Linked DNA regions of Homo sapiens: all the other regions are linked to region 1. A link is a loop called in an ENCODE intact Hi-C map of the cell type or tissue named here. Cell type or tissue: heart left ventricle. All regions are shown on one strand. Links, peaks and the distances in the headings refer to the core of each region. The heading gives the core; the rest is flanking DNA. Region 1 has its middle 45 kb from the start of LINC02384. Region 2 has its middle 3.8 kb from the start of LINC02384. Region 3 has its middle 79 kb from the start of RAP1B.

Evidence for each region. A loop is a pair of places that touch in the nucleus more often than their neighbours do. Peaks named below come from ENCODE experiments on the same cell type or tissue, not always from the same donor. Only the 100,000 strongest peaks of a DNase experiment are listed, where the experiment ranks them.
Region 2: a loop joins it to region 1, with 2.0 times the contacts of the local background. A loop is called at or near these places in 12 of 110 quality-filtered maps.
Region 3: a loop joins it to region 1, with 2.3 times the contacts of the local background. A loop is called at or near these places in 2 of 110 quality-filtered maps.

Annotation. Positions count from the first base shown.
Region 1 is chr12:68,402,981-68,409,008 of GRCh38, reverse strand. No RefSeq gene overlaps it. Among named protein-coding and RNA genes, the nearest start is that of LINC02384, 45 kb to the left of the region's middle. RefSeq lists an enhancer at 5,782-6,028. In heart left ventricle, for the core only: a CTCF peak has its summit at 2,551 (motif pointing left); a DNase peak (open chromatin) is centred at 2,728; H3K4me3 peaks cover 280 bases; H3K27ac peaks cover 1,511 bases.
Region 2 is chr12:68,452,275-68,458,302 of GRCh38, reverse strand. No RefSeq gene overlaps it. Among named protein-coding and RNA genes, the nearest start is that of LINC02384, 3.8 kb to the right of the region's middle. In heart left ventricle, for the core only: no CTCF peak of the experiment used is centred there; no DNase peak of the experiment used is centred there; H3K27ac peaks cover 1,462 bases.
Region 3 is chr12:68,528,600-68,534,627 of GRCh38, reverse strand. No RefSeq gene overlaps it. Among named protein-coding and RNA genes, the nearest start is that of RAP1B, 79 kb to the left of the region's middle. In heart left ventricle, for the core only: no CTCF peak of the experiment used is centred there; no DNase peak of the experiment used is centred there; H3K27ac peaks cover 1,845 bases.

The DNA.
Region 1 (6,028 bases), core at 311-5,310:
GAAGGGAAGGACTGGGCTTTGTAATTCTTTTTATACCCTACAGGGGCTCATGTAAAAGTTTTATTATTATTATAATTATTAGAGACAGGGTCTCACTCTGTCACCCAGGCTGGAGTGCAGTGGTGCAGTCATAGCTCACTGCAGCCTGGAACTCCTCGGCTCAAGCGAGCCTCTTGCCTTAGCCCCCCGAATAGCTGGGACTACAGGTGTGTGACACTATGCCTGGCTAAATTTTTTTTTTTTTTTTAGATGGAGTCTCATTCTGTTGCCCAGGCTGGAGTGCAGTGGGGCTATCTTGGCTCACTGCAAGCTCTGCCTCCTGAGTTCAAGCGATTCTCCTGCCTCAGCCTCCTGAGTAGCTGGGATTACAGGTGCTTGCCACCACGCCTGGCTAATTTTTGTATTTTTAGTAGAAATGGGGTTTCACCATGTTGGCCAGGCTGGTCTCAAACTTCTAACCTCAAGTGATCCACCCACCTTGTCCTCCCAAAGTGCTGGGATTACAGGTGTGCTAATTTATTTTTTTTTATTTTTTTTTTTTTTTGAGACGGAGTCTCGCTCTGTCGCCCAGGCTGGAGTGCAGTGGCGCGATCTCGGCTCACGCTAATTTATTTTTTGTAGAGATGGGGTCTCGCTATGTTATTCAGGCTGGTCTCAGACTCCTGGGCTCAAGTATCCTCCAGCCTTGGCCTCCCAAAGCGTTGGGATTACAAGTGTGAGCCACTGTGCCCGGCCGTTTTAAAATCGATGTGAGCCAGTCTCATTGTGCACAAACATAGGCATGTGTGGTCAGAAGGTTTCTATTTCTTTTTTCATTAAAGGAAGGGAAAAGGCTCAAAAAGGTGAATGGGATGCAGAGAAGTGCAATTTGGACACTTTCTTGGAATTATCAAAGAGCAGTTTTGGGGTCCCTTCCTTGGAGCCATTGAAGACAGATGGCATAGAGTCTGATACCTCACAATACCCTTGAAAGTTTTGCAATTTCAGACAAGCCGTTGAAGAAACTGGCTCCCAAAAAAGATTCAGGTGCATTCCAACTTTACAGTCTACTCCAGCCAGAGAGAAAATCAGGATTAGATTAAGCCTGAATAGAGAAAAATTAATTTTGAGTAAACTGCTTAATGAGATCTAGTCTTGTATTTATTTAACTTACTTGAAATAGTATGTCAACACATAAAAATTAATGAGGCAGGCTGGGCGCCGTGGCTCACGCCTGTAATGCCAGCACTTTGGGAGGCCAAGGTGGGCGGATCACGAGGTCAAGAGATTGAGACCATCCTGGCCAACATGGTGAAACCTGGTTTCTACTAAAAATACAAAAATTAGCCGAGCATGGTGGTGTGTGCCGGTAGTCCCAGCTACTCATGAAGCTGAGGCAGAATAATCGCTTGAACCTGAGAGGAGGAGGTTGCAGTGAGCCGAGATCGTGCCACTGCACTCCAGCCTGGCGACAGGGTGAGACTCCGTCTCAAAAAAAAAAAAAAAAAAAAAATTAATGTGGCTGGGCATGGTGGCACGTGCCTTTAGTCCCAGCTACTCAGGAGGCTGAGACAGGAGGACTGTTTGAATCCAGTAGTTCAAGTCCAGCCTGCAAAACACTGTGAGACTCCATCTCTAAAAACAAACAGACAAACTAAAAAACAGAATTAACATAATTCTCTTCCTGGCTAACATTTAATCCTTTTTGCCCTGTAAACCTGCTGAAACCTCCACGGTGGGCCAGGGCAGAGAGAGAAGCTCTCAATCATGTGGCAGAATGTGTGTATGTGCATGAGACAAATCCTGTGGATTCCTCACACAAACACTACCTCCTACCCTATTTCCAGCTAAGAAAACCCTGATTTTCAGGTATCAGGTGCCCATACTTTAGGGAAATTGTTGTCATCCTGTTCATTTGTCAATCTTTGGTTAAAACGTGGGCATGTGACATAATCAGGCCAAGGAAGTTGGGAGGGTGAGAGTGGGGGTGGTGGATTTTCTATGAGGTTTTCAGAAAAAGTTTCTCTGCTCTTAAAAAAAAAAGATATATTTGAGAAATAGACCCTTTTTGTTTCTAAATGTTATCGTATGAAGATGTGATGCAGCATTAATCCGCTGCTAACACCCTCGCCAAAAAATGAAAAGCCCTGATTTGTAGCATTTGTCTGTTTCCATTTCTGTGGTGTAAATTCTCCCATTATGGCCAATTTCAAGCTCTACAACTGACTGGCAAAACTCCTAAATATTTAGCAATTGGCTCTCAGGAGCCTCTGGGAACCAACTTCAGCCCACCATGGTCACTGAGAGCTGCAGAACTCAACTTGTGAAAAGAGTAGGCATTGTGGTGGGGATGGCGGAGCAGAAAGGTGAAAGACTCTAGGTCCTTAATGACACTTGAGAGCCATGAAATTAACCAACCCTGGAATCTTCCTATCTCTGGACTTCTTATTACATAAGTTAAATAAAGGTACATATTGGTTTAAGGCTGGTCAAACTGGTGTGTATGTGTGGGGAATCTGGGCTTGATGTAGCCAGTGTAGATATCCATGGGTTCCCACCTAGTGGAGGGAGGGGAATGCAGCAGGGGAAAAGCTGAACGCTGGATAATGGAAATGTTCAGTTGGTCAGGAAGAGGGGGACAGCAGAGGAAGCGGGGTGGGGAGGACTATCCGTGTTGAAACAGGACTCTGGCTGCTTGCTGAGAGGAACAGGATGGTGGCTGTGGGCCAGCTGGGCTGTCAGGGCCCTTGCCAAGGAGGCTGAAGTTCAGGGCAAGGCTCCAGCAAGAGCAGGCGGCTGAGTGAGAGTCAGGAAGTCAGGCAGAAGCCCAGGGTTGGGAAGGGCTGCCCTGCCGGGTGCTGCAGATCACAGTACTGTGGGATGGAGGGAAAGGGATGCATGAGAGAAGGGGAAATGCAGAGAGAGGCAGGAGTATAATTCCAGAGGTCTAGACTACTCACTTGCCATAGGATGGGAAAGGGCTTTCAATGTCCACTAAGGCAGAGTCAGAATTCGCTCAGATGCTGAGCAGCTGAGGCTGAAGGTTGGGGATGCTTTCAGCTGAGGCTGAAGGTTGGGGATGCCATGGATCAGGCTGAAAAATGCAGAAGAAACCAGCATCTTCTCCAAAGCTGCCTTAGAGAATTTTCTTGGTGATTTTAGAGAATTGCTGTCTACCTATCTTCCTAGACCTTCAAAAAGGGGCATCACTCCTCCCTCCTATTGTCACAATCCCTGGGGTCCTGAAATTCACTGCCAAGACTTATGTTTGGCCTTCTGAAATATGCTCCCTCCTTCCTTGTGTGAAGAAATTTGTTTGCCTGCTTGTGGCAGAAGCAATTTCATTCCTGTTGTGAAATGCCCCTTACTTGCAGTGTGATTTCTCCTGTTATTCATTTACTCCTTTTCTTTATTTTCTCTTCCCATCCATTTAGTAACCCACCCACAGGTCTATTCTTCTTCAGCCCAGTGCCATTCATTGAATGACTACCTAGGAAGGACTTTTATAATTGAATTTTATGGAGGAAGTAGGTGCAGGAAAAATGAAAGCTGATGTGTCAACAACATTCTCTGGGGATTTTCAGAACATTATTTTCCTCTCTGACTTAGCTGGGAAGCCAAAGGGCAGGAAACTTGGCTTCCTTTGCACTCTGTTACTGCTGGAAGTCATGGTTAGTGATATTAATTTATTCAGTGGGCTGAGTTCTGTGACAATATCATTACCAGGGAGTAATTAAGGGTGGGATCAAACAGGAGAGGAAACCCTCAAAAGTGAAGTTTTCCCCAGTTCATGCTGCCTCCTGCAATCTAGGAAAGTTTGGCTTATTTTATGAGCATCTCCCAATTTAGTGAGATGCTTCAGAGAGTGAATAAAAGGAATGCTTTTCTGCAATGCAAAACCCATCATAAAAAGTCACTAGACAATTATAAAAACGGAAACTATTTGGAACTCATTTAATAGACAAAAGCTAGCTAATTTTCTTTGTAAGTAAAGAACTCCTAAAAATCCATAAGAAAAAGACCAATAGCCCAATAAAAAATGTGCAAAAAAGTCCATAGAAAATGGAACACGAATGTTGTTTAAACATATACAGACATCCATTTTTCATGTATTAGATTGGCAATGACAAAAAATTAACAACACACTGTGTTGGCAAGAATGTGAAGAGACAGGTGCTCTCATATATGACTGGTGGGAAAATAAATTGGTACTATCTTATGAAGGGTTATTTGGAAATATTCTTATGAACATCTATATGCTTTGACTTATTAAAGCCAGTGCTAGGAATTTATCCTATAGGTTTAGTCACATACATAGAGAATGAGATGTTCACAAGATTGCATATTGCAGCCTTGTTTGTAATAGTGGAAGATTGAAAACAGTCTAGATATCTCAATAAGTGATTATTTAAATAAGTTATGCATATTCATATAATGAAATATGATATAGCCATAAAAAAGAGTACTCTTTAATAAAGGAGGATACTATCTTTATATATACACCTTGAAAGATCTCCAAGATATTTTAAGTGAAAAAAATTAAGGTGTAGAAAATTGGTCAATAAAAGAGGGGAGAAAAAATACTTACACAAGACATGCCTGTATTTGCTTCTTATGCATAAAATATGTCCAGGAGGATATCCAAGAAATTGATAATATTTTGTACCTTGGTGAGAGGAAATGGGTGCCTGGGGCATAGGGTAGGGGAGAGAGTGTTTCCTTTTAAACCTTTGTTCATTTTGGAAATGTACTGCTAATTCAAATTAGTAAATAAAAATTGTTTAAGAGAAATGCTGGACACATTACATCAGAAATGACCTAAATTCACCCAGTCTGTTCTATGTCCTTAATTTTCCATTTCAGCCTCTTTTATTATTGATTGTTAGTAGCTTTCCATCTTCATCTTTACATTTTCTCTGTTCCTCCAGGTGCCACACATTTTCTCTCTGCTTCTGTCCTCAGTTTGCCACCTGATTTCCCCTGCAGTTGTCAAGTAACTGCCTTTTTAGCTGGATATTACTACACAGACCTCTTTCTGTGTGCCAGACTGGGATAATCATCTCAATCCTTTCTTCAACACCTCCTCCCCTAGAGAGCAGAAAATAAAGTTGTGGTTGGGAGTTAAGCCAGAAGCTGGCTATCCTTGCAGGGTACCAGGCAACTGCCAGAGTAGATAGTAACTTATGGCATATATGTTGCTAATGGTGGATGAGGTCATTTCAAGAGCTGGAATTGGGAAGAAGGATAAATACATACATGGAGGAGCAATAGAAGTCTACCTTATGGAGCATGTGGAAGTGAGTATTGAAGTTGAGGTTCAAATCCTTGCTCTGTCACTTACTGGTTATGTAAGGCAAGTTTTCTTAGCTTAACTTCTCTCCTATGTAAAATGGGTTCTATAATGGTTAATGTGGCTAAGACTGCGGGGCTGGCAGTTAACCCCAATCCATTCTTGTTTTCTTTTGTGGTAACAGATATGTGGGCACATGGCTGCTAACATATTTTCAAGTCTCTCTTGCTGTTAGACATGATCAAGGAACTAATTCCCTGCCAGTGGAATGTGAGCAAAGTGTGTGTCATATTCAGCTCTGGGACATAAGACTCCTCCATGTTCTTTCCCCTTCCTACAAGGTGGAACTCAGAACAACCCAACCTTGACTGTGGAGACAAGAGCAAGATCATAGGGGTTTCAGAGTAATGATCTGGGAGGAACCTGGTTCTCTAAATGCAGATATGAAGCAGAGCTGCCTGTCCACCTGGAACACCTGCCCACTGTTAGATGAGAGAGAAATGAACTTAGATTTTTAAACCATTCCATCATTGTTGAGTTTCCTTCTTATGGCAGAATAGCTTTACCCTAATCAATAGAGTTAAGTCTTTTTATGTTGTGAGTAATAGAATACTCAACTCAGACTAGGTAAATTAATAAGTGGTTTTACTTGGCTCCCATATAAGAGGAAATTTTAAAAGGACGGAAAATTTTAGGGTTTTTGATTTGGTATTCAGTGATATCATCAAAAATTGATTTCTCCTGTCCCTTTGCTCTTTC
Region 2 (6,028 bases), core at 704-5,703, 49 kb before region 1:
GATTATATAATAGCTTTAGTTTTAGTTTTGAGGAACCTCCAAATCTCCATGGTATTTGTACTAATTTACATTCCCACAAACAGTGTATGAGGGTTCCCTTTTCTCCACATTCTTGCCAGCATTTGTTACTGCCTGTTGTTTGGATAAAAACCATTTTAACTGGAGTGAAATGATATCTCATTGTAGTTTTTTGTTGTTGTTGTTGAGACAGAGTCTCACTCTGTCACCCAGGCTGGAGTGCAGTGATGCAATCTCGGCTCACTGCAACCTCGGCCTCCCAGGTTCAAGTGATTCTCCTGCCTCAGCCTCCCAAGTAGCTGGGATTACAGGCATGCACCACCACGCTGGGCTAATTTTTGTATTTTTAGTGGAGACAGGGTTTCACCATGTTGGCCAGGCTGGTTTCAAATTCCTGACCTCAAGTGATCTGCCCACCTCAGCCTCCCAAAGTGCTGGGATTATGGGTGTGAGCCACCACGCCTGACCTCATTGTAGTTTTGATTTGCATTTCTCTGAAGATCAATTATTTTGAGTACTTTTCTTATACCTGTTTGTCATTTGTATGTCTTCTTTTGAGAAATGTCTATTCAAACCTTTTGCCCATTTTAAAATCAGAGTGTTAGGTATTTTCCCATAGAGTTGTTTAACTCCTTACGTATTCTGGTTATTAATCCCTTGTCAGACGGGTAGTTTGCAGATATTTTCTCCCATTCTCTGTGTTGTCTCTTCACTTTGTTGATTGTTTCCTTTGCTGTGCAGAAGCTTTTTAACTCGATGTGATCCCATTTGTCCATTTTCACTTTGGTCGCCTATGCTTGTGAGGTATTACTCAAGAAATTGTTGCCCAGATTAATGTCCTGGAGAGTTTCCCAGATGTTTTCTTGTAGTAGTTTCATAGCTTGAGGTCTCAGATTTAAGTCTCTAATCCATTTTGATTTGATTTTTGTATATGGTGACATAGGGGTCTGGGTTTCATTCTTCTGCATATGGATATCCAGTTTCCCAGCACCATTTATTGAAGAAACTGTTTTTTCTATAAATGGGTTTTTTTAAAAAATGAAGAATATTAAAGAAAGATGCATTGTTTCAGCTAAAGGCAGGCTTACCACCGTAATTGTACCCTGAACACTGTTTCAGGAAGGACCTCAAAGGTATCCATGTGCTCAACAAGGGGTACGGCATATGCTTCTCTAGTCCTAGCAGGGTCAGCCTGCTGCCATGCTTGGAGGTGAGGACCAGATGTGGTGCTGAAAGGAGAAGACTGGGGGTGGGGGAAGGGTGGTGGTATCATTCATTCAGTATGTATGTACACGTGTGTTTATTATTTATCCAGTTTTTAAATAGTGTGAGAATACACATCATTTAATATATATTTATTGATCAACTCATATGTGCCAGGCCTGTGTTTGTGCTGGCAACAGAACAGTAATGAAGGCGGAAGAGACAGAAAGGGAGGCAGCTTGACAAGGAAACACCTGGCTCCCCCAACCCTTCATAAGTTCACACATTTATAGGTTGGTGGGGGAAAAACTTATCTAAACTGAAAATTAGACAAACTATTTATTACACACAGTACACTAACAAAATACGTAAATACAACAACAAAAGGTAAAGTGGATTATGAGTAAAAGAATAACTGTAGGAAGTAATCTAACCTAGGGGGTCAGAGGAGGTAGCCAGTAGGTATAGTCTTGCTTAGTGTAAAACAAACAAAACTCCCACAAAAGCAAAAGCATGGCTTTGGTTTGATAAACAGCATAATTCAGATATCAAATATTCCTAGTTAAGTGTGTGGTTCTAGGCCTTTAAAAGACTGAATCATGCGGCAGGTGGTGGTTATTTTCACCATGAAGTTGGTAGAACAAATCAAAGTTGACAGGATATCAAAAATCCTGATTGGCTGCAGTTACTGAGTGACTGCTGGGAGAAACGTGGTTTTAAGAAAGGCTGAGATTGGTATGTAGGCAAAGAGCTGGGAGAGAACTCCAGGTCTAGGAGATAGTTTGGAAGGAGTAAAAAGCAAACAAGAGGTAAACAGAATGATGTGATGGGTGGAAAAGCACAGGAGCCCGTGGGGAAGACTGGGCTTTAAGGGCACAGACAATGAAACCAGCTAGAAGGCAGGAAGTGCACCCTGGGGTGGCCCTCCGGTACAGGAACCTGACCTGGACAGGAAGTGAAGGGTATCATCTGAGGAGCAGGAAGGGGAGATGTGAGGGAAATAAGTGTCCATTGCATAAACCTTGCTAGAGCTTTTATCCTGTTACAGGGTTGTAGGCAGCTTGGAGCTTCTCTAACAAAATAATCTGGCCTGCTGGGAGGTATTTGTGAGGGACAAGAAGGGAGACAAGAAAGGTTAGAGTGTGGGCAATTACCATGGGGCTCTGTCTTGTCTTGGCTCCCTTTTGGATGACATAAGATCTTTGTCTTGGATCCAAACAGGATGAAAATAAGTCTCATTTCCTCCCCTCTCCCAACCCCCTTCCTCCCATGATGAAATGAACTATATGGGACTCTTGGTTGACATAAATCTTTGTGCTTTAATAAAAACTAAAGGTTCAGGAGTGGGAAGTGGTTAAGAAGTTGTTTGCTGGGGATTATATCAATAATTCATCCTGTTTAGACTGAAGAATGACAATGATAAAGAAGTTAAAACAAAAAACCAACAAACAAACCCACTAGGGTAAATGGGGCAGGGGAAACTGAGAAGTGAAAATGAAGACAGAATTGAACATATGTGAATATAAACTTTTTTTTTTAACCAGCTGTAAACAAAGTGGTATGAGGAAAGATGGGAAGAGATATAAAAATAAACAGCATTAAGTTAAAGGGGGTAATTATAGGAGCCAAAATGAGAGGTGAGTGTCGCAAAGGATCCAGCTAACTTTAGAGACTTGAGAAGTTTCTTCAAACATTTCCTTTCAGGACACTGTGGGGCTTTCAATCTTTCAGGATTTAACAAGACCCTAAATGTATATGCCTTAAATTCACACAAACACACACTTTTTTTGTTTGTTTGTTTTTTCCTGTTGGGGGAGAAGAGAGAGTAGGAGATGTATTCTTTGTTGTCATTTGGAAAACAGTTTCCGGTACATTTTATTTGCTTTTAAAAGCCCTGGAGAATAGTCAGCAAATAGAAATTGGTTTGCAGAAATAACATGGCTTCCTGGAACTTAGGGGGAAGGAAATGGGTGGTTTCTTTAATTACTATAGTATTTGTTTAGTATAGTGTGTCTTACAACTAAAGATAGAATTCCGGCTAATGTCCAGGAGGGAAGGTGAATTTGGATATTAATGAATTCGGAAGCTTCATACAGTTGTGTTGAATTTACCAGGTTAAGTAAGACAATAATGCTCTTTGTTTTCCCTATCCTGGCCAGATTAGAGTGGACTGAAGTTTGTTTTCAGATATCTAATCAGTTTAAATTCAAGTGCATTATTATTTACATATGAAGAGCTAATGACTTTAATGTAAGCAAGTAAGCTTATTTACAACAAAGAAGTGACTGGGTGACAAGAGGAGTGTCGATATTGCCTTAATTAGTTGATTTGCCAATTATTCTTTTCTGCTGGGTGTGATAGTACTTTTCCTAATGAGCAGCAGAAACAAGAATGCTCCAGCAAAAGCGATTGTAACACAGTAGTAGCAATAGCTTCTTGGCCATTTTAGGTCCATTAGTGCTGAAGTTGTCGACTTTATACAATTTTTCAGACTTCATAAGATTGAAGAACCAAGTATATTCCTGTAGGTTTATCCTATTTATTTATCAGCTATGTGACTTAGCTCAAGTCTGAGAAGCTTAAAAGGCATTTACTGAAAGTGAAAATAAATTAGATGGCAGGTTTGAACTTAAAGAAGAATTAAAAATATGTCCCACAGCAGTGCCATGCATTTATTTCTTCAGGCTTCTTAAAGACATTGATTGGTAATAGATGCATCCGCGCTCATTGGTGTGGGAAGCCCTGGGGGAATGGCTAGAAGACTCCTTCATTTTCTTTTGTGTAGGTTTGCATTTCTTCTGTATTTGAAAGTCGTGATACTGAAGAAATTCAAAAATCCCCAGGAGATTCCATGTCCACATAACAAATGTAAACTTATCTTTACTTTAATGTGTTCACTTCTCATAACTCCTTGACTGGAACCCTTCACTTCATCCAGTCTGAGAGTCTGTAAGTTTCTGCCGCAGGCATGCACATTCCTGACACCACGCTTTTGCTTGGCTGTGCCTCCTGCCCAGAATGCTGTCTATTCTCTTACGCACATCCTCTCTGTATCCCATTTTTGTCCTATTTCTTCCTGATTCAGAGAGGGTGGTGATTGGTGGATATGGCTAACATTTATTAAGTATATCTCATGCTTTACATACTGTGGTGGCAATTTATGTGCATTGTTTAATGATACCCCCGTTTTACAGGTAGGGAAAGAGAGGCTTACAGAATGTCACTGGGCTCACACTAGTAAGTGGCACAAAGCCAGAATATAAATCTAGGTCTTTCTGGTCATTTCTGGACTTAATCTTATAGTGTCTTGAATTGTTTCTTAGCTATTGCATCTACTAAGGCCTTATTTCTCTAACCAGATTGTCAGTGGCTAGAGGCAAGGAGCTTACTTATCTTTTAGTCTGCATAGAGCAGGCCCTCAATAGTGATAGCCTTCTATTGAAGTGAAAAATAACATGTAAAACGTTAAAGGATTTTTATTATTTGGTTAAACACTGGAAGAAAGAAACAAATCACAGGAAACTAATTTCTCAAAATTACTGCATGAACACAAGACACTGTGGTTCTTAGTGTGATCAGCACCACTCACATGGGTGTCTGGAAATGTGGGGGCAGTCCTTAGGTTGTCAGGATTCTGAAGGTATCATGCAGTTATAGTGTGTGGTAGACAGGGACGTCAAACACCTTGCAGAAAGTAGGACCGTTCTGCACCCTGCAGGGGCCCAATAAGGGAAGCAGCACCTGGAAAACATGGACCCAGATGCCAGATTGAGTTCCAACTTGCCTCCACCTTTTACTAACTGAGTAAATCTTTCTCATGTTAACTATGTGCCCTCTCCACTCCTGGCACATGGTTAGTGCCCAAAAGCATCAGCTCATAATTACTATCCTCTAGAAAAGTGTCCCCCATGGCAAGACATGATCTTTGCGGAGTGAGAGAACTTACTAGACTAACAGTAACAGTGTAAAAATCAAGGTGTAATGAACATACAGAGTGGAATAATAGATATTGGAAACTCCAAAAGATAAGAGGGTGGGGTGGGAGTGGGGATGAGGGATGAGAAATTACCTGTTGGGTGCAATGTACAGTATTTGGGTGATGGGTACACAAAGAGCCCAGACTTCACCACTACACAATATATCCATGTAACAAAACTGTACTTGTATTCCCTAAGTCTAAAAAAAGAAACCAAAACTAAAAAAAAAAAAAAAAAAAAGAGAATCAAGGTGTGTCCCAAAACAGTGCTTCTCAAACCTTAATGTGCTTACACATCTCCTAGAAATCTTGTTAAAATGCAGATTCTGATTCGAGGGGGGGCTAGGATGGGACCAGAGTGTCTGCATTTCTGATAAGCTCATGATCCCAGAGCTGCTGTTGGGTACCAAAGTTCTAAAGTACCTTGAGGGAGAAGCCAACTTAATAAGTGAAATAATGAAGCATTTATTACATATCTACTATATAACTTAAATGACAAAAATAGAGTAATGGAGGTTGGATATAAGGAGTATAGAATTTGATTTCTTCACAGAAGGAGCTTCCATCTGCTTTGCCACTTTTATCTGAGAGACAAAGAGAGAGAGCACACAGATTTTCCATAGATAACTATATTTTTCAAGGGAAAAAGGCAGAGAGGTATTTCTTATGTGTGTTTCCTCACACAAAAAGGCCATTTTGGGTCCCCAAATAATTTTAGAGGAGGTATTATAACTAAATAAAGGAAAAACTTGGCAGCCATTCTTGGATGCAGGGTGTAAGCCTTGCATATCTCAGAACTAGTACGAATGGTGTGCATTTGGGTGTTTCTCT
Region 3 (6,028 bases), core at 229-5,228, 130 kb before region 1:
ATTTCATTTCTGGAATTGGTGTGTGCATATTTATTATGGGTGGAATAAAGGAAAAAGTATTTTCAGATGTTTACTTATACACAAATTTTTTTTTCTTCAAAAAATAACAGTAGGCAAGATGCGGTGGCTCACGTCTGTAATCCTTGCACTTTGGGAGGCCGAGGCAGGTGGATTGCCTGAGCTCTGGATTTCAAGACCAACCTGGGCAATACGGTGAAACCTCATCTCTACCAAAATACAAAAAATTAGCCAGGCATGGCGGCATCTGGCTGTAATCCCAGCTACTCAGTAGGCTGAGATAGGAGAATCTCTTGAACCTGGGAGGCAGAAGTTGCAGTGAGCCAAAATAGCACCACTGCACTCCAGCCTCAAAGTGCAGAGTCCATCTCAACAAAACAAAACAATAAGTATGTTAGTTATTTCTACATAACAAATTATTGCAAAATTTTGTGGCTGAAAATAATGAGCATTTACTATTAGTAACAATAATAAACAATTATATTATTATAGATAAATAAAGATAATTTATTATTTCTATAAGGAATCAGGGAGCAGCTTAGCTGGATAGTTTTGGCCTGAGGCATATTTCATAAGACTCCAGTCAAAATGTTGACCCCTGCTGCAGTCATCTGAAGGCTTGACTGGGGCTGAGGGATCTGCTTCCAAGATGATGCACTCACATAGGTGGCAAATTAGTGCTGGTTGTTGACAAGAGACCTCAGTTCTTCATCATATGAACCTCTCCATAAGACTGCTGGAGTGTCTTTACAACACGGTGGTTGTAAGACTTCCCCAGAGCACTGGGCGCGGTGTCTCAAGCCTGTAGTCCCACCCACTCGGGAGGCTGAGGCCAGAGAATGGCGTGAACCCGGGAGGCAGAGCTTACAGTGAACCGAGATTGTGCCACTGCACTCCAGCCTGGGCAACAGAGCGAGACTCCGTCTCAAAAAAAAAAAAAAAAAAAGAAAGACTTCCCCCAGAGCAAGCGACCAAGGAAGCAATGTGGAAGTTGTAATGTTTTTTATTATCTAACCTTGGAAGTTACATCATCACTTCCGTGATGTTCTGCTAGTCACACAAACCAGACTTGATCCAATATAAGAAGGAACTACATGAGGGCATAAATACAAGGAGGTAAGGGTCACTGGGTATTATCTCAGAGGCTGACTACCATAGTAAGAAATATGAAGGTTAACTTGAATTCTACCACTCTTATGAATTTTGAATTTGTTACTGATGTTCACTAAAAAGTGCTTTGCAAATTATGAGGTGAACATGGTGGAAAATAGAAATAGCATTTCACAAAAAGTCCTGATCAGTGTATGAATAACATCCTCTGCTTCGAAATATTATGAACATTGCATATCATCACATTAGATAAAGCATATACATAAGTATTGTCAAATCTGCTTCATAAGATTATAAACATCTTTTGCTTTTGGTGGGGCACGAGATCAGATAATTGCAAAGAAAAGATGGAGAAAAGGTAAAGACTGAAAAAGAAAATAACAAAGACCAGAGAAAGGAAAAAGAAGTAGAAAAAGAGAAGATAAAGGAAAGGGGATAAAAGGGACAAGACAAGACAAATCAGAGGTAGAAGAGCAGAGACACAGAAGATAAAAACATGCAAATAAAAGGCAAAAGAAATGTGAACCCAGAGGTGATCTGAACAAGAGAGAAGGAAAAGGAGAAATGATCGTGAGGGGGGGGAAAGAAAAAAAAAAGACAGAAAAAAAAATTAAGGTTTTCATTCCTTTACCAGTTTTTAGATCCTTTTCCACCTCAGAACAGGCTTGCAGCCTCTTATTTTCTGTGTTTCCCAAGCTCCTCTGGGAACTCCCCTTAATACCTGGTTCTCAGAACCCTGCTTTTCAGCTTGTTGCTCAGACTGGGTTGGGTAAGTTTCTGGGGAAGAGAGTAGGTTAGCCATTTTATTTATTGTCCAACTGTTCTTCTTAAGTACACACTCCCTTGTTAGGTAATATTTTTCTAGAAGTATTGAAAAAAGTAATTTCTTAGAAAAAAAATCAGACACAAACAAGTGATTTTCTGAGAGAATTTTAGTTCTGTAAAAAAGTATTACCATATTTGGATTTGGTTCCCTTTGTATATCTGGCAGATGAGTATAGTTCTTTTTGGATTTTTGATTCAGGGTTTACTTTAGTTCAGATTTCTGCTTCAAGTCATGTTTCTGTGGTTGAAATAAAATTCTGGCTAAAAAAGTACCTAGCTACTAGTTTTCATTAGCCAACATTTCTTTTTTTTTACGTGAGAACATTGCATAATCTGTGCTTCAATAATGATTAATTTGTAGACTTTAGAGAAGTTTGGATAAGCAATTTTTGTATGTGGAAATATTAAATGAGCAATATGATTATTTTTTTTACATTTTTAGTGTATTTTCTGCTAAGTTAACAAAGGCAAATTTAATCAAAGCAACTAATATAATATGCAACCTTCTTTTTAGACCATCTCCTGCCTCCCTCTCCCCAATCTGGGTTATTTTTTAAAAAGCTATTTAAAAATTTAAAAATTTCAACTAAGTAACACATTCACAAAGCTCAAATTCGTCTTTTTTTTTTTTTTTTGAGATCGAGTCTCAAAGTGCAATGGCATAATCTCAAACTCCACCTCCCAAGTTCAAGCGATTCTCCTGCCCCAACCTCTTGAGTAGCTGGAATTACAGGCGTGCGCCATTACGCCTGGCTAATTTTTGTATTTTCAGTAGAGATGGGATTTCACCATGTTGGCCAGGCTGGTCTTGAACGCCTGACTTCAAGGGATCCTCCTGCCTGGGCCTCCCAAAGTGCTGGGATTACAGTCATGAGCCACCGTGCAGGGCCTCAAATTCATTTTGATTGAGATTCACTGGACTTCTTTAATTTGTGATTGGTAACCTTCATCATTTGGGAAAACTTTTTTCTATTATCTCTTCAAATATTGTCGCATTCTCATGCTTTTTTCTTTCTGGAACTCTAATTAGAGGCATGCTTCTTTCTCAATCTGTCCTCCATGCCTTTTAACGTTTCTTTTATGTTTTACATCTCTTTGCCTCTCTGTGCTTCCTTCCAGACAAGTTCTTCTGGCCTATCCTCCATTTCAATATTTCTTTTTTCTCCAGCTATGCCTAATATGCCATTAAAACCATTCATTTAGTTTGTAATTGTAATAAATATAATTGTCAGTTATTGTGGTCCTATTTGATTCTTTACAAAAAACTGCTTCATCGTTTTGCAGTTTCTTATTATCTGCATTTATTTTCAAGCTTGGCTATTGAACGATCATAGTTGCTTTGTAATCTGTGTCTGATCATTCTAGTATCAGATTTTTTTTCAGTCCTCTTTCTACTTTCTGTTATTTTTGTTGCTTATTGCTGTAGTACTTTGTCTCTTTAATGACTGTGAGTATTTTCTTTGGAAAATTATTTGTGAGCATTCTTTGAGTCCCTGGATGATGTAAGTTCTTCCAGTGGGGGATTTGCTTTGGCTGTATGCCTGGAAACAGTACCAGTTCTTGACTTTTTCCTGGATCATTCAGTTTATATTAATTTGGACTATAAATCCTCATGAGGGCTAGCATGGCATTGCCACTTATTAGGGAACTTCTCCTTTACTCTCTTAAGTGTCTTTACTTATAGTCCCCTAGGGCAAGGGCTGTAGAGTTTATTTTTGATTCATCCTTCCACCAAGGGTTCATCCTTATACCAGTCCTCTGGGATCTGAGTATCCTATTAGGTTCCCCAAGCAGTTATGGGCTTTGTCTTCTATTCTCCCACATGTCCTGAGACCATGGAAATCAAGGCTGAGATTGGACAGGTTTGGCAAATGCCCTCAGTGTCTGGTTCCCTTCTGGGTTCCCATGTTCACTAAGATTTTGACTTAATAATTCCTTCTTGACACCCCTTTGATGCTTTTAAGGTTTTACTAATATTTTATTTTGTATTTTCAGCTGGAGGGTTATTCCAATTACCTAGCCTGCGCTATTACTAGAAATAAAAATCCTGGTACAAAATTTAACAGCTACAAAAGGTATACAGTGAAAGGTTTCCCTGTTATTCCTGCCTTTCTGTTCACCATATGATCATCTCAGTAGGTGCTAAAACCACATTTGATAAAATTGAAAACTCATTCACACATTCACCACACACACACATACACACACATGCGCACACACTCTCTCTCTCTCTCTGTCTTAGAAAATTAGGAATAGGAATAGAAAAGGAAACTTTAAAAAACCAATAATGGTTTAATGTCATACTTTGGTGTTGAAAATGTGGGGATATTCTTGCTTTTTACTTAGTCCAATTTCTTTATTTTTCGACATTGGACGAAATCCCAGAAAGGTAAATTGACATACCTAAAGACCGGTGGTCTACCCAGAAAAGCACAAGTTATTTTATTTATTTTTTAAGGTATTTTGTAAATGCTATTTTTAAAACTAATTTCAACTTTTATTTCAGATTCGGGGGTAGATGTGTAGGTTTGTTACATGGATATGTTTTGTGACACTGAGGTTTGGAGTATGAATGTGTGAATGACCCCATCACCCCGGCGGTAAGCATAGTACCCAACAGGGAGTTTTCAGTCCTTGTCCCTCTTCCTCTCTCCCCCACTGGTAGTCTCCAGTGTTTATTTTTCTCATCTTTACGTCCATACCTAATGCTTAGCTCCTGCTTATAAGTGAGAAAGAATGTGCAATATCTGGTTTTCTGTTCCTGCATTAATTCTCTTAAGATAATGGCCTCCAGTTGAATTCATGTTAAAGGACATGATTTAATTCTTTTTTCATGGCTGCAAGGTATTCCATGGTGCATATGTACCACATTGTCTTTATCCAATCCTCTGTTAATGGGCATCTAGGTTAATTCCATGTTTTGCCATTGTGAATAGTTCTGCAATGAACATATGAGTGCATGTGTTTTTTTGGCAGAACAATTTCTTTTCTTTTGGTTACATACCAAGTAGTGAGATTGCTGGGTCGAATCGTAGTTCAGTTTTAAGTTCTTTGAGAAATCTCAAAACTGCTTTCCACAGTGGTTGAACTAATTTATGTCCCCACGAACGTGGTCTTCGCTTTGTTGCCCAAGCTGATGGGGGTATTGTTATTAAAGTGTTCCCTTTCCTCTGCAGTGTTGCCAGCATCTGTTATTTTTTGACGTTTTAATAATAACCATTCTGACTGGAGTGAGGTGGTATTTCACTGTGGTTTTGGTTTACATTTCTCTGATTCTACTAATGTTGAACATTATTTCATGTTTGTTGGTCCCTTTTATGTCTTCTTTTGAGAAGTGCCCGTTCATGTCACGTGCCTACTTTTTAATGGAGTTATTTGTTTTTTGCTTGTTGAATTACATTCTTTATAGATTCTGGATAGTAAACCTTTGTCAGATGCATTGTGTGTGAATATTTTCTCCTATTCTGTAGGGTGTCTGTTACTCTGTTGATAGTTTCTTTTGCTGTGCAGAAGCTCTTTAGTTTAATTAGGTCCCACTTGTCAATTTTTGTTTTTGTTACAGTTGCTTTAGAGGATTTGGCCACAAATTCTTTGCCAAGAATTTTCTGTCTCCCTGTTATTTCTACCTTCCTGATCACCATATGATCATCTCAGTAGGTGCTGAAAGCACATTTGATAAAATTCAAATCTTTCACACACTTACCCATACACACAACCTCTCTTTCTTAGAAAACTAGAAATAAGAATAGAAAAGGAATTCAAACAACAGTCAGCTACAAGAGATAAGTCAGAAAATCTTGGCTGGGCACGGTGGCTCACACCTTTAATCCCAGCACTTTGGGAGGCCGAGGTGGGCCTCCTGAGGTCAGGACTTCGAGACCAGCCTGGCCAACATGGTGAAACCCTGTCTCTACTAAAAATACAAAATTAGCTGGGCATGGTGGCACATATCTGTAATCCCAGCTACTCGGGAGACTGAGGCGGGAGAATTGCCTGAACCCGGGAGGCGGAGGTTGCAGTGAGCCCAGCTCACACCATCACACTCCAGCCTGGACAAAAAGAGTGAAACTCCGTC